2 separate regions of the Homo sapiens genome follow, and region 2 is linked to region 1. A link is a loop called in an ENCODE intact Hi-C map of the cell type or tissue named here. Cell type or tissue: Caco-2. All regions are shown on one strand. Links, peaks and the distances in the headings refer to the core of each region. The heading gives the core; the rest is flanking DNA.

The links. Peaks named below come from ENCODE experiments on the same cell type or tissue, not always from the same donor. Only the 100,000 strongest peaks of a DNase experiment are listed, where the experiment ranks them.
Region 2: it touches region 1 in a loop (7-fold over the local background); 1 of 110 quality-filtered maps calls a loop at or near these places.

Annotation. Positions count from the first base shown.
Region 1 is chr16:78,131,311-78,138,840 of GRCh38, forward strand. All of the region lies in intron 4 of WWOX (WW domain containing oxidoreductase), which reads left to right. Among named protein-coding and RNA genes, the nearest start is that of WWOX, 35 kb to the left of the region's middle. RefSeq lists enhancers at 3,558-3,727, 7,201-7,370. In Caco-2, for the core only: no CTCF peak of the experiment used is centred there; no DNase peak of the experiment used is centred there.
Region 2 is chr16:78,253,629-78,261,158 of GRCh38, forward strand. All of the region lies in intron 5 of WWOX (WW domain containing oxidoreductase), which reads left to right. Among named protein-coding and RNA genes, the nearest start is that of WWOX-AS1, 16 kb to the left of the region's middle. In Caco-2, for the core only: no CTCF peak of the experiment used is centred there; a DNase peak (open chromatin) is centred at 3,307.

The sequences.
Region 1 (7,530 bases), core at 1,145-6,144:
AAGTGATCCTCTCACCTCAGCCTCCTGAGTAGCTTGGACTACAGGCATGCACCACCATTCCTGGCTAATTTCTTTTGTATTTTTAATAGAGATGAGGTCTTGCTATGTTGCCCATGCTGGTCTTGAACTCGTGGGCTCAAGCAGTACACTTGCCTCAGCCTCCCAAAGTACTGGGATTACAGGTGTGAGCCACCACATCTGGCGAAACTCTGGGTAGTTTCTAATTATTTCTGTATTTCTATTTGTATTTAAAAGTACAGGATACTAAAATGTTTTTTTTTTCTTTTTTGAGATGGAGTCTCACTCTGTCGCCCAGGATGGAGTGCAATGGCCCGATCTTGGCTCACTGCAACCTCCACGTCCCAGGTTCAAGCGATTCTCCTGCCTCAGCCTCCTGAGTAGCTGGGATTACAGGTGTGTGTGCCACCACGCCCAGCTATTTTTTTTGTATTTTTAGTAGAGATGGGGTTTCACCATGTTGGCCAGGACGGTGTTGAACTCCTGACCTCGTGATCCTCCTACGTCGGCCTCCCAAAGTGCTGGGATTACAGGCGTGAGCCACCGCGCCTGGCAAGGATTTTTTTTTTTTCATACTTGAGGAAACATCTAACAGCAAATATGTTCTTATAAGTTAAAAAGAACTTTTGCTATTTTGAATGACACTCTCATTAAGTCTTACTACTAGTCTCTGATTTTTCTTTTTTCTTTTTCTTTTTCTTTTTTTTTTTTTTTGAGACAGAGTCTCACTCTGTCGCCCAGGCTGGAGTGCAGTGGTGCTATCTTGGCTCACTGCAAGCTCCACCTCCCGGGTTCACGCCATTCTCCTGCCTCAGCCTCCCGAGTAGCTGGGACTACAGGTGCCCGCCACCACGCCCGGCTAATTTTTTTGTATTTTTTAGTAGAGACGGGGTTTCACCGTGTTAGCAAGGATGGTCTTGATCTCCTGACCTCGTGATCTGCCCACCTCAGCCTCCCAAAGTGCTGGGATTACAGGCGTGAGCCACCACGCCCGGCCTTGATTTTTCTTAACCTTTATTTCCAATTATGCATCTTCTGAGTAACTATAAAGAAAAGCAAAATCTACAGTAGGTATGGAGTGAGTGCAGAGTCACCATCAGCTTGAACAAATGTGTGTATCTGTGGTCAAGTTTAATTGCTTCTTCTGTAATTTATATTAATCACGCTTCCATTGCTTGCCTTTTGTTAATACGTATGCGGCCATGTGATGATTTTTTAAAAGGTCATCCAGTATCTTGATGTCCAGTCCATGCTTATAACCTGAGCAGTTTATGTACTCTTGAGATGGTATGTGCTAAAAATGAGTAGCTAGTCTGAGTGGCAGCCTTACCCATTTTATTTTGTGGGCAGATTTCTTTTACAGTTCTGGCTGGGTTTCTTTTAGTTGGCTTCTTTGCTTTGCTCCTGTTACGACTTAGCCCTGTAGCTCTGGGCTCTTCGATTCTCACGTGCTGATGGTGTAGCTGAGCTCTGCTAATGCTGGTTATTAATCTGACAATCTATACCAGGGAGGTTTTATAATTGCCATAATTCTTATTTGCTCCATTCCATTTCCCAGCTTCTCAAATGGGGTGGCAGCTGCAAAGCACAGTATTTGAACATGAAGTAGAGAATCGTCACTTCAGCTTATGATTTTACATTCTGTCAAGGCTGCAGGGAAAGCGGTCATGTTTCTGGATGGTATTTGGATCTACAAATTCCAAGCAAACTTTTTACTTCTTATTATGTAAAATGGAAGGGTTAGCCAAATTAAGATCTCACCATCAACCTTGAGGGAGTGACTTCTACATGCCGTGTATTACTGGTTATAAAGCTAGTCTTGTTTGGATTGAAGAATTTAATCATATTTAACTTTTCAAAGGATGCTTTTTAAAAAACCTTATCCGCGTGTTATGTTTAAACTGAGAAGTACCTGAAAGTGAAAATTTTATTTATTTTTACTTTTTTTGAAAGATGGAGTCTTGCACTGTCACCCAGGCTTGAGTGCAGTGGCTCAATCTCGGCTCAGTGCAAGGTCCACCTCCTGGGTAAAGGAGATTCTCCTGCTTCAGCTTCCCAACTAGCTGGGACAACAGGTGTGTGCCACCACGTCCAGCTAATTTTTGTATTTTTATTAGAGACGGGGTTTCACCATGTTGGCCAGGCTGGTCTTGAACTCCTAACCTCAAGTGATCTGCCCGCCTTGGCCTCCCAAAGTGCTGGGATTACAGGCTCACGCCACCATGCCTAGCTGATTTTTGTATTTTTAGTAGAGATGGGGTTTCACCATGTTGGCCAGGCTGGTCTGGAACTCCTGACCTCAGGTGATCCACCCGCCTCGGCCTCCCAAAGTAGTGGAATCACAGACATGAGCCACCATGCCTGGCCTGAAATAATTTCAAATTAACCCCTGAGGAACAAATGCTCATGACTTTCAATGAATAGAAAAATCAGACTGCTAGAACCTCCAGACTGCATGTCATGCGTAGAAGTAGAATCCTGGGGAAGCTAGCTCACAAAAGCAAGGGAGATACCTGCAAGGCTGAGCTGAGCTTGCAAGGGAAGAAAAATATTAGAGAGTTGTCACATTTAGAAATAAGTGATTCCAAATTTACAGTCAATGGACTGTAGATGCCTTCCATCTTCTTAAGAGATTTTGTGCCTCTTGCACAGGTATTATCCCTAAGATGTGTTTTCTTCAATGTACCTAGACTGTTTCCTTAAAGAATTGCTTTTGTATGGTACGGCTCTATGTGTCTGTGTTTCTCATGTTGGTTAGGAGAACTAACCCTTGTGACGAATAAGAAATGGCAAACATTGTTAATGTTGACTTTACTAGTTGCTCAAATATTAGCATTGGATTTTAGAGTCAACATGCTAGCAGGATGGCTTTATTTTAAAACCATGTGATAGAAAGCTATCTGCTATTATTGATAGCATTTCTGGATGGCTGTCAGAAGTCTTTCTTTAGAAATTTAACCATATTTTTAATGGTGGGCATTGCAGTCAACAATAGTACAGACTTTGCAAAGACTATTTTTTTTTTTGGGTGCAGTGAATACTTCGCAATGCCTGCTGAATTTTACCTATTCTGTAAGTCTTTTTGGGAACCGTTGAGCCCCTCTTCTCTTAGTTGCCTTTAGCCTTTGTTTTTATTATGACAATTGGTATGAAATTTTTCCTTTTCATTACTTCTTTTATTCAGAGCACACCTCTGGCTTATCTCTTCATTCTCTGTTTAGTTTCATATTTTACTTTAATTTCTGTACATCAATATCTGCCATTATAGTATTTAAGCTCTTGGAAACATCAGGCATTTGTTAACTTGTTGAGAAAATAAAGCACTCCACTGTTGTTATGAGCTGCTTATGGCAAGTGAAAAACTCACAATATTTGGCCAAACTTGGGATCATTTAGGTGTTGTTTGCAATTAATGGCAGGAGATATTTTCCTTGTTGTTAAGAGTATAACGTTGGTTTTAGAAAGCTTGATCTATGTTTTTCTCCATGTTAGATGTGAAAAGAACCAGGAGAGTGTGAGGATATTGGTAATATTGTCATATGGTGATCCCACTGTGGATAGATACGCAAGAGAGAAAATCCAGAAGAAAGCATTTCACTGAAGCCTGGGGACATTTCTGGTGACAAATGGTGCTGATGGCACAGTGAGAACGGGAGAGGGCAGAAGCAATGCACAGATAGAAAGGGTGTCACCTGCGCATTGAAAAATCCCAGTGCCATAACAATGCAGTCCCTGCAATACAGACAAACCTGACTCCCACCATTCCTGTAAATGAAGATGGGGCCTTGCTGAGAAATAGAGGATGCAGATTCCACCCTCAGGCTTCCCGTCTTGGGATGCAGAGAAAACTCACCCACGTGCAACAACTCAAGAGTCGTTATTTACCTAGCAAAGTGTTCACATGACAGTGTTTGAAATGTACCACGTGCCTTTTCATGTTTAGTTTAGAGCTTGACACTAGAGCTCTACTGTGGTTTACCAAGTGTGAGGGACTATTTCTTTCTGAGAAGGAGGGGAAGCTTTAGTTTCCTTGAATGTCTAATAGAGTCTGAGTTTCCTTTTAGAAGCATAAAAGACGTACAGTAGGCAGAATCTGGATTTTTAACTATACAGTTGCTGAAGTTATCTTCAATTCAAATCTTCTAAATTCAATTTTGTTAATGTTGTTTAGATATTATTATAGAAGCCAGCTTTACTGACTTCTGCACATTTAATCATAGGAGATTCTTCCATTCTGTGAACTTAGATTTCTTTTTTCTATCCATGACATTTATCTAAATCAGGCTTTCTTTTCTTTCTACTAAATTTTTCAATTACCAATAGGCTATGAGAATAATTAGACTGACAGTATTACTGAAAAAAAAACAAAACAACAACAACAAACAACAAAAAAAACACCTTCCACTAAAACTGACTCAAAAAGATAATAGCAGGGAAAATGACATGTCGATCTGTGATTCCTTTTTTACTTGTCAGTCCTTTTGGGAGTTGAACATATAAGCACATGTACCTCTATGTGACTTTTGAGACGTCTAGAATAGAGAATTCACCTTTGTAGCTGGAATTTATTCAGCATGCAAATGTGGGTGGGTGATTGTTTTATAGATGCCTGGTGTTGAATGATGGGCAGTTGTGATAACTATATATAAAATTATATTAAAGTCCAAGAGGTGCTTTTATGAGGCAGGCTGGAAATGGCATCCGATTTTCTTATGGCTTTTTCATGTCCATTTTGATGAATCTATTTATTACTTCTATAATGAGTAGTACACATGGTTGGTTAGCCAAGTTATTGAACTTTATCAACCTTGGCTGAAATTCACAATGCGTGCCAAACTTGTTGTAACATGTAAGAAATTACATCTGGGCTAAAAGGTTCAATAATGATTACTCTTATAATGGAATCTTCTACAAAGCAAGGGATTTCATGATATCCCTATGCTTTTAAAAAATTATTGTGATACAGTGAAACAAGGAAGAACGTGTAGCTGGAAAAATAGTATTTGCTTGTAATATACATTCAGATTCATAACAGGCTTATTTGATTCCCAGGACAGGGTGAGCAAAGGATGCTGTTTCCTGGGTGTCTGCTTTGGTGTTCATTGAGTCATGTCTCTCTCTTTAGACCTTACTGGATCTAGTCTTCATCATGGGGCCTGTGAGCTCTTTCAAATCTAGAGGACAAAACCTAATAAAGTGCTGTCATATCACATCTGTTTATGAGTTTCAAACTGAAATGAAATGTGTAGCCGTGTTATTCTTAAATTACAGAGACTTGAGGAACGTAGAGCTTTTTACTCTCACTAGAGAAATCTAAGCACAGGTTGGTTCGTTAACCTGTAAAGAGATGTTTGGGTTTTAAGAGGTCTATCAAATAACACAGTTTCCCTTTCCCAAGTTACTACCTAACTGAGCAGTAAGACCACCCATTAGGCAAATGGAAGACCAAAACATCACCTGAGTCATTCATGAAGCTGATACTGGAGAATATGTATAGCTGTGTGAGCTGGTGGGCTTTCTAATCCTGACCACCACAATTAGACAGGGTAATGGGTCAGTGCTAGGTCAGGCCAGACCTTCGCAGAGGGCAGACCCCATTCATGCAGCATGTTCAAGACAGTGCAGGAGAGCAGGGTGTGTGCTCTCTGTAAGAGGAGAGGAGAGGCAGAGCTGCGTGTGCCCGGTTCTCAATCCTGGAATTACCATTCACATACCATTCACAACATAAGTTGGATCAGCTCCCTTGAGCAGGAATAAGTGAGTGGCAGAGGGGGTCAGGGATGTTAACGCAAATGGAGATCCCTTCACCCAGAAAGACACATCTGAAATGGAGAAGATGCCTTTTTCCTCCTGCAACCAATAAGAGAGTGATGAAAATTATGACGCCTTGGGAAATAAGACTGCAACGTAAATGTGTGTCCACCCCCTAGTTTTCTTTTGGATTGTGAATCCTCACCCTCCGATAACTAGACGTGCTGTTTTGACGTCTATGCTTTCCAGCTTGCCAATTCTGGGGCCTGGCACAGTATCTTTCACCCCGGAGTCTCAGTTTCCTCATCTGTAAAATGGGAACCATGACGTCAGCATCACAGAGTTGTGAGAATTCGACAAGGTGGAATGAAAGCAACTAGTGTGGTGTCTGACCGCTTGTGTTAGTCCATGAGGAATTTCCTTACGTATTGTTTTGTGTCTAGGACCAAGTTCTTATTTTCTTCTTATGGATGACTTCATATATATGCCGCCACAGAGGGAATTACCGTTTTTCTTTGTAGGTAAAAAGGAGCTGGGTTAAGATGCACCGTCATATGAAACAGGGAAAAAGGGTTTGCTTGGGTTTTAGATTCCTGAAACAGTCTGCTGAGGGATTCTAAAGTTGTTGTGGTCTCTGTTCCACTTTGGGAGTTTGATAAAAATTGGCCTGTTTTATTTGACAGCTCTTAGGTAGTGTGCAAAATTGTCAACAGATAATAAAAGTTTTTTGCAAAGCTATGGCTCTATGTGCTGTACTTGAGCAGTATCCATACTCTTAATAGAATTGATATATGAAAGCAGGTCTTTTTCCTTATCCGTTTAGACCTAAATCTTATCCATAGTGTGTGGATATCACAAACAGCACAAGAGGAAGTGAAAGGAACAGAGTGGGTGAGCAAACCATTGTTCAAAGGAAACAGAACCTCGCTCAAGGAAAATGAGAATTCTTCTGATCAGCTTCTATAATGGATGCAATGAGGAAAGTTGTCTAGCAGACTGTTCTTGGCCAACTGTCTAAATGGCTCGCTGCATCCTCTTCACGAGAGCTGATGGTAGGACTGTAGAAGAGTCACAAAACATCACATGACAACGCCAGTCCCTCTGATAATCCTGCAAGAGCCAGCCCAGTTTTGCTGACAGCACAGTCTGCTGTTTAATTATTGTGTGTTCAATGACTTACCTCTTTTTAGTTTAATTAAAATTATTTCTCAGATTAAGAGCCATGCTATGATGCTTGCCAACGGATATTTAAAACATGTAACTGATTTGTTTTTTATAATGCTTCAGGAGAACTCAGTTGAGCAGTAAAGATGTGCTCGTGATGTGGTTAGCTCAGAATAAGGATGTGAAAACCAAAAGGGAAAGGAGGACAGGAGTGAATCTGGCACTTATCTTTCAGTGGGGCCTGAGTGCAAATTCTTCCTACCTTCCATATGAGAGAATAGGGAAAATTAAAGAATAAATGTCTCTGGGTTTAATGCAACTTTACTAAGGAATGAAAGTCCGATAAGAATCCATATCTTTTGAAAGAAGATTTTTTAAATTCCTTATTTTTCCTTTCTGCATGGTCATAAAACACACTGGGGACAGCCCACCCTGAGAAGTCACCAGGCATCTGCCTGCCTTCAGTAGCAATCACCCAACTGCTGTAGACCGTAATCAAGCTTTCAAGAACCACGTGCAGCACGCTGCGGGAGAGTCCCAGCGAAGTGCTTAATGCGCCACTCCACGGATGTGAGTGGGGAGCAAGTGCTCAAAATG
Region 2 (7,530 bases), core at 1,166-6,165, 120 kb after region 1:
TGGTTGATTCAAATGGGTGTTCCAAAGATATCGTAAATATATTTAGGATATTAGAAATAAGATATTTAACTTTACTAACATAAACCTTCAATTTAGTTTTAAAGAGTCTTAGAGCAGCATAAACAACATGACTTTCAACTAAAATGGAATTTACTAAATAAAACCCAAGAGATTAATTGTAGGAGCTATGTCCTGGTGACTTGGGAAAGAAAAATGTAAGGTGGTAAGCTTACGTACATGCTTTCGGCATACACTTCCCACCTCCAGCCTCGCATTCCCCTGGTACAACTCAACAGGCATTTCATTTTGCCTTACAAATTGAGTGCAACCGGGAAGCTCATCGCATAGCTGCTTACTCAGAAAATCTGGTGTAGTGGCTTAGCTAGCATAACTTTTGAGAGGTCTCTGTGTGATGGTCTTTTTTAATGTCTTTCGTGAAGAATTCTTCTTTTTTTTTTCTGAGACAATGAGTTGTTCTGTCACTCAGGCTAGAGTGCAGTGGCGTGATCATGGCTCACTGCAGTCTTAACCTCCCAGGCTCAAGCGATCCTCCTGCCTGGTAGGTGGGACTACAGGTATTCACCACCAAGCTCGGCTAAATTTTTTTTGAAACTATTTGTAGAGATTGGTGGCAGGGTTGGAGGGCAGGTCTCATTATGTTGCCAGGGCTAGTCTCGAACTCCTGGGCTCAAGCAATCCTCCCACCTCGGCCTCCCAAAATGTTGGGATTACAGGTGTGAGCCACCACACCCAGCTGAATTCTTCTCTTGATCATTAATCCCCACCCCACCCCACCCCAGAAAATCCATGTTATCTTTTTGCTTAGAGGTTCACCACCTCTGTTCCATCACTTTTCTTTTTCTTTTCTTTCTTGTTTTTTTTTTTTTTTTTGTTTGACACAGGGCCTCACTCTGTGGCCCAGGCTAGTATGCAATGGAGCAATCTCAGCTCACTGCAACCTCTACCTCCCAGGCTCAAGTGATCCTCCCACCTCAGCCTCCCAAGTAGCTGGGACCACAGCCTCCTGAGCACCCGGGTGCATGCCACTGCCACCATGCCTGGCTAATTTTTATATTTTTTGGTAGAGATGGGGTTTCACTCTGTTGCCCAGGCTGGTCTCGAACTCGCAAGTTCAAGCGATCTGCCTGCCTCATCTTCCCAAAGTGCTCGGATTACAGGTGTGAACCACCACATCTGGCCAACTTCCCTTTCTAAGAGCCCTCTTGGGGCTCTGATATGCACCTCTCATACCTCAGCCCCAGTCAGGGTTGTTGAAAACCCACTGTCTGCCCAGAGGCTGGGAGCACATCTTGGTCTGCCTGGTATGGAGGGCTGGGAGGAGGATTGCAGGAACTGCTTAAGAGGCCTCACTTTGCAAGAGCAGTTCAGGATGTGTTTCCAGCACAGTTTCCAACATGTGCCACCCATGGCTTCCCCTTTCATGTTCCTGGCCTTTATGCTAAGTTCTCACATTGTTATTTTTACAAGTCTTTTCCAAGGCCTCTGATTTTCTAGACCATTTAATGTTTGCCATAACCCATAAGGGTATAACTGTCTTGGCACATTCAGATCCCCCGTCCCCCTGCTGTCCTTCTAGTCAGTTTCTGGCACACTATGTTTATGAGCTTACAGAACAGCTCCTAGGTTTTCTTACTTCCAAAACAGTGGGCAAGAACAGCTACCTTTTAGAAGCAGGAAAAAGGAACATAATGAATAAACCTAAAGGATTTAAAAACTTGGAAGACACTAAGAAACTATATTGCCGAGAAAGAGAAATGTAAATTCCGCTGGATAAATTAGCGTTTGCGGTTACTTCTCTCTTTGTTGCTTAAGCAGAGGAGAAACAGAAGTCATAGCAAAGAGAGAGGTAGCTGCAAAAGCTAATTTATCCAAAAGAATTTACATTTTTCTCTCTTGGCACTATAGGGGGCATGTTTACTCTCCTGATGTCTTTTGGGGAAGGCGAGGCACAAAAGAAGGGCATCTTCTTCCTTCACACACACACCCCACTTAGGAAAATACGTACACTTGAGATGCCAGAGACACACCCAAGTAGAACACATCCCAAGAACAGTCAATAATAATAATACCCATCATTTATTGAACATCCACAATAGCCAGACATTTTTCTAGTTCTTATAAATCCATGTACTCCTCCCAGTAGCTTTATGAGGTCTTATTATTCTCATTTTATTGATGAAGAACTTAAAGTTCAAAGAAAGGAGTAAATCACGACCAGGCACAGTGGCTCGCGCCTGTAATCTCATAATCTCAGCACTTTGAGAGGCTGAGGTAGGTGGATCACAAGGTAAGGGGTTTGAGACCAGCCTGGCCAACATGGTGAAACCCCATCTCTATTAAAAATACATAAATTAGTCGGGCATGGTGGCATGTGCCTGTAGTCCCAGCTGCTCAGGAGGCTGAGGCAGGAGAATCACTCGAACCCGGGAGGCAGAGGTTGCAGTGAGCCTAGACTGCACCATTGTACTCCATCCTGGGCGACAGAGCAAGACTCCATCTCAAAAAAAAAAAAAAAAAAAAAAAAAGTAACTCATTCAAGGCTACACATTTACTCCATGAAGTGAGCACACTTCAGACTTCCAGTCTTGTGTGGCCTGTCTACCACACCATGAGACTTCATGTCTCTCCTAAATGAGGAGAACCAAAGCTGGAAATTGTCACCCCCTGTCAGCCCACAGCACTGGTTTCTAAACCTACTGGCCTCTACCGCTTCACTTCTCACTGTAATCTCTCTGACCCTACCTTCCAGCTTCTCTTGAGAACTTGACTCTTAAATTCATTGGTGAGAAAGGAAATTTTTGCTCCAATAAACTGGGTAGCTCAGTCCAGGAGAGAAATGTACTGGACTCAGACTTGGAGGACAGAGCTTTGTGACCCTCCTAGGCAATGTAATGACCCTCTCCTGGCCTCAATTAACTGAGGCCAGGAGAGGGTCATTAGCAAACTGTCCTTTGCTAAATGGGACTAATGGGAAGAATAGTGTCTGCCAAATAAGGTGGTTGAAGGATTGGATGAGACTGACATTTCATTTGCATTTAGTGAATACTTGTTGAATGACTGAATGAATGGTTGATGTACAGAAACATGAACAGAGAGTAGAGCAGAACATTGGTGAATGGTAGTAGATTGCCTCAGACGCCCCCCTTTAGAATCACACAAGCTGTCATCTGTGATTGCATACCTGTAGAAGTCTCTATCATTTCGTAGTCTATGTAAATGTTGACCAACTGAGTTGTTCAGTGTACAGACTGAACAACCATACAGGGAATCCCTAATCTCCTGCACTGTGAGTCAAAGAGTCAGACAGGTCTAGATGCATTTGCTTCAGGTGAGGCCAAGGCAGTCTACTCTTAATGGCACATTAGGCTTTGGACTTGAGGCCGTGTCTTTTACATTTCGCAGCAATCAGAAGGAATGGGGTCGCCCCATGAACTTCTTAACCACATACAGGCTCGTGGCGTGGGGTCTTCATCTGGCTACTAGATTGTTTAAAGAAGGATTTTTGTGATTCTTCTAGGCTGACACATTGCCTGTCATCTGTTGTTTTTCTAATCTTCTAGTAAACATTTGGAAAGTGAAGGTTTAGGCATGTATGTTTCTCTTATGTAGGAAGGGGAAATAAGGCCATGAGATTGCATGAGTTTTCTTTCCAAGTTTGTGCAGATCTGCACAATGATTGAAATATTTGCAACCTGTAGAGCAGCAGGGTATTTATTTGGCAGCAAACAGTATTGATGGATTCGGGGAATGCCATTTGACAGTTACAGGCTCCCGTGAGGCGGTGCAGGCTCCTCCGAGCCAGGGATGGAGCTGGGGATTGAGTGACACAAGACTCTTTGGGTATGTCTCAAACAATATAAATCACCAGCAAAATCTCACTCCTACAAGGAGAACCTGCAGGGAGCTCCGTGGGAGGCACTGCTGTTTACTCTCCTCATTCCCCACTGCAACCACGCAATTAAAACCAAGGAATGGAATCTGATGTCTACCGCAGCGGTTTTTTCCATCTCCATTCCTTCTGCATTGGGAGGCTTAAAAAAAAGAAAAATTAGATCCCAGATTCTTTATTCTTTTGGAAGGATTTGAAACGATTATCACTCATGCTCTGCTGCTTTGAATGGAAAAGTGATTTGATAACTTTCAAAACTCTTAGCCTTCTAAGACTTAGATTCTGGTACTATCTCATTTATGTGACGTGGGACAAATAGCCACTCTCTTGCATAGGATTTTCTTTTCTTTCTAGAAACAGGAACTGAGTATGTTTCCAATATTTTTTTATTTCTCCTAAAAAAATCAGAGACTATATATATAAAATCTCACAAACTTTGTTTCCCAGAAAAACAACTATATTTAAATGCAGCTCATACTGTATGTAAGTATGATGTAGGAAAATCTGTTAATTGTGTGACAATTATGACTTCTGAGCTGCTCATTTATTAAAATATTCTCCCTATAATTAAAAATATTTTATTTCGGAGACATGGCTCCATTAATTGCACATTTCCTAATGAAGTTTGAAGGAAGATTTAAAAATCATATTAGCCACTTGTACAAAAACAAACCAGTCATATCATAGCATTAATAACAAAAAAATTCCACTGTTTATTTAACGTACCAGCAAATTCTACCGTATATTGTTTGCTCTCCGTTTGGTGGGACTAAAAAGGGATTTAAAAATAGGCTATATACACTGAATGTAGTTTCACTGGAAGATTTAATGCCAACATGTTCTTTTTTGGTATTAACATATTGCATTGGTGTGAAAACTAAAATGCCTTCAGCGATGATCTTTTCCTTTGGAAAACTAGATTCCCACTCGGATGCTACGAGGGGTAATCTGTGCTAAGTTTATGGTGTGTCTGCCAGGGCTCTGCTTTAAAAAACAAAACAAACCCTTTTGGAGGCCTTGACAGTTCCATGGAATTCCTAGGAACAGCCTAGAAGGTGAATGATGCAGCCCAGTTGTTTTTATTCTGAGTTTGGCAAAAATGATAGAGAAGAAAATGTACTTTTATGTGTTCGTTCGACAGTTAAAGAGTATTCCAGATTCCTCCCTCCAAAAAAAAAAAAAAAAAAAAAAAAAAGGGCATATTCCCTAGCCAAGGCCCACATGGCTTTTCTTTACTTTAAGTACTCCTCATATTATCTTGACCTTAAAGTTTACAGGGTAAAAGAAACATTTATGGAACAGTTAAGACCAGTTAGAACATAACGACTTGCCTCATTATCACACTCCACAAATCTCCACTTTACAGAGTTCACTTCCCTGCCTGCTTTAAACATGTGTTTGGCCTGCAAACAGTGTTACTAGTGCTCGCATATGGAAACAGAGAACTTCTCATTCCTTACCTCAGACGTGCCAAAAATAAGAATCTTTAAGAACTCATAAAGTAATTTAGCACCACGTTAATAAAAGAAGCACCATTTTGAATTAGTTCTGTAAGTATGTGTTTGAGTTAGAAATAGAGTTTTAAAAAACTGTCTGTTCATATAGTTCATCTGCTTAATAAGTAAGCAGCTCTTTCAAATCACCAAGCTCAAATAAAACAAACAAATAATGGGACAATTGGCAAAACTCTAAAAAGTGATACAAAAGACCAAGGGATATTTGAAAAATGTTTAAAGTTATTAGCAGAGAAGACACAATTTAGAAGAGAGACTGTATTCCATTTTATTTTTATTTATATTTATTTTTGAGACAGAGTCTTGCTCTGTCACCCAGGTTGGAGTGCAGTGGCACAATCTCGGCTGACTGCAACCTCTGCCTCCCGGGTTCAAGCAATTCTCCTGCCTCAGTCTGCCGACTAGCTGGGACTACAGGCACACGCCACTATGCCCAGCTAATTTTTGTAGAGATGGAGTTTCACCATGTTGGCCAGGCTGGTTTTGAACTCCTGGGCTCAAGTGATCCACCCACCTTGGCTTCCCAAAGTGCTGGGATTACAGGCATGAGCCACCATGTTCGACCCCATTTTTATAAATGTAAAATTAACTTAGGTTTAAACTATTAATACACAAGGTTGAGAAGTATAGAAGTGGGCATTCTAATATACTGTGGATGGGAAGAACAATTGATTTTCATAGTTCTGAGATATAATTTGGAGATCTCTATCAAAAGTTTTATAAACTTTTTTTTTACCTAGGAATTTCATATCTAGAAAAATATTGTAAAGGAATATTTAAAGATATATCCACAAATTTATGTACAGTGATGTTTATGCTTATATTATTTATAGACTTTTAAAAAACTTAAAATATTTAACAATTGAGTTATTTTATGATGATCTAAACTGCATAGGATAAAATCCTATGCAGTTTACAGAAATGTAAACTAAGTGCTTCGTTAAATGAATCCTAGATCCCGTGCCTTCTGACTGGGTGAGACCTCCCAGCAGGCGTTGCCAGAGAACTTACACAGGAGCGTTTCTGCTGGAATCAGCTCGATGCCTCTTGAGGACAGAGACTCCCAGAGGAAGGAGCAGGCAGCCATCCTTGCTGTGCTGCAGCCTCCACAGGTGACACCTCCTGGTGTGGGAGGGACCCAGGTGAACAGGGTCTGGAGTAGACCCCCAGCAAACTACAGCAGTGTTACTGGGAAGAGGGGCCTGATTGTTAAAAGAGAAACAAACAGAAAACAACAACATCACTAACAAACAAGTTCCCACAAAGACCCCATCCAAAGGTCAGCAGCCTGAAAGATCGAAGCCAGATAAATTCACAAAAATGTAAGGCTCATTTACATTACAGGCTCAGGCCTGTAATCCCAGCACTTTGGGAGGCCAAGGCGGGCAGATCACTTGAGGCCAGGAGTTTGAGACCAGCCTGGCCAACATGGTAAAACCCTGTCTCCACTAAAAATACAAAAGAAATTAGCTGGGCATGGTGGCAGGTGCCTGTAATCCCACCTACTTGGGAGGCTGAGGCAGGAGAATCACTTGAACCTGGGAGGTGGAGGTTGCAGTGAGCCGAGATTGCACCACTGCACTCCAGCCTGGGTGACAAAGCTATACTCCATCTAAAAAAAAAAATTAGTTATCTCTGCCCTTTGGGAGGCTGAGGCAGGTGGATCACTTGAGGTCAGGAGTTTGAACCTAGCCTGGGCAACATGGTGAAACCCCGTCTGTACCAAACATACAAAAATTAGCTGGGTGTGGTGGCGTGCCTGTAATCCCAGCTATTGGGGAGGCTGAGGCAGGAGAATCACTCGAACCCGGGAGGTGGAGGTTGCAGTGAGCCGAGATCACACCACTGCACTCCAGCTTGGGAAACAGAGTAAGACTCCATCTCAAAAAAAAAAAAAAAAAAAAGTTATTGATTAAAATTTAAATATAAATTACAAGTAATAATGAAAGTATGAAATTTTTATTGATTCATAAATATTTGGTTTTAATCAAATATGATGTGAAGCTTTAAGTGAAATTATTGATATTCGAAGTTTTTTTTTGAATGTTTAAATCATTTCACATTCACATTTTTTAAGTAAAATGAAACAACTTGACATTTTAGCAT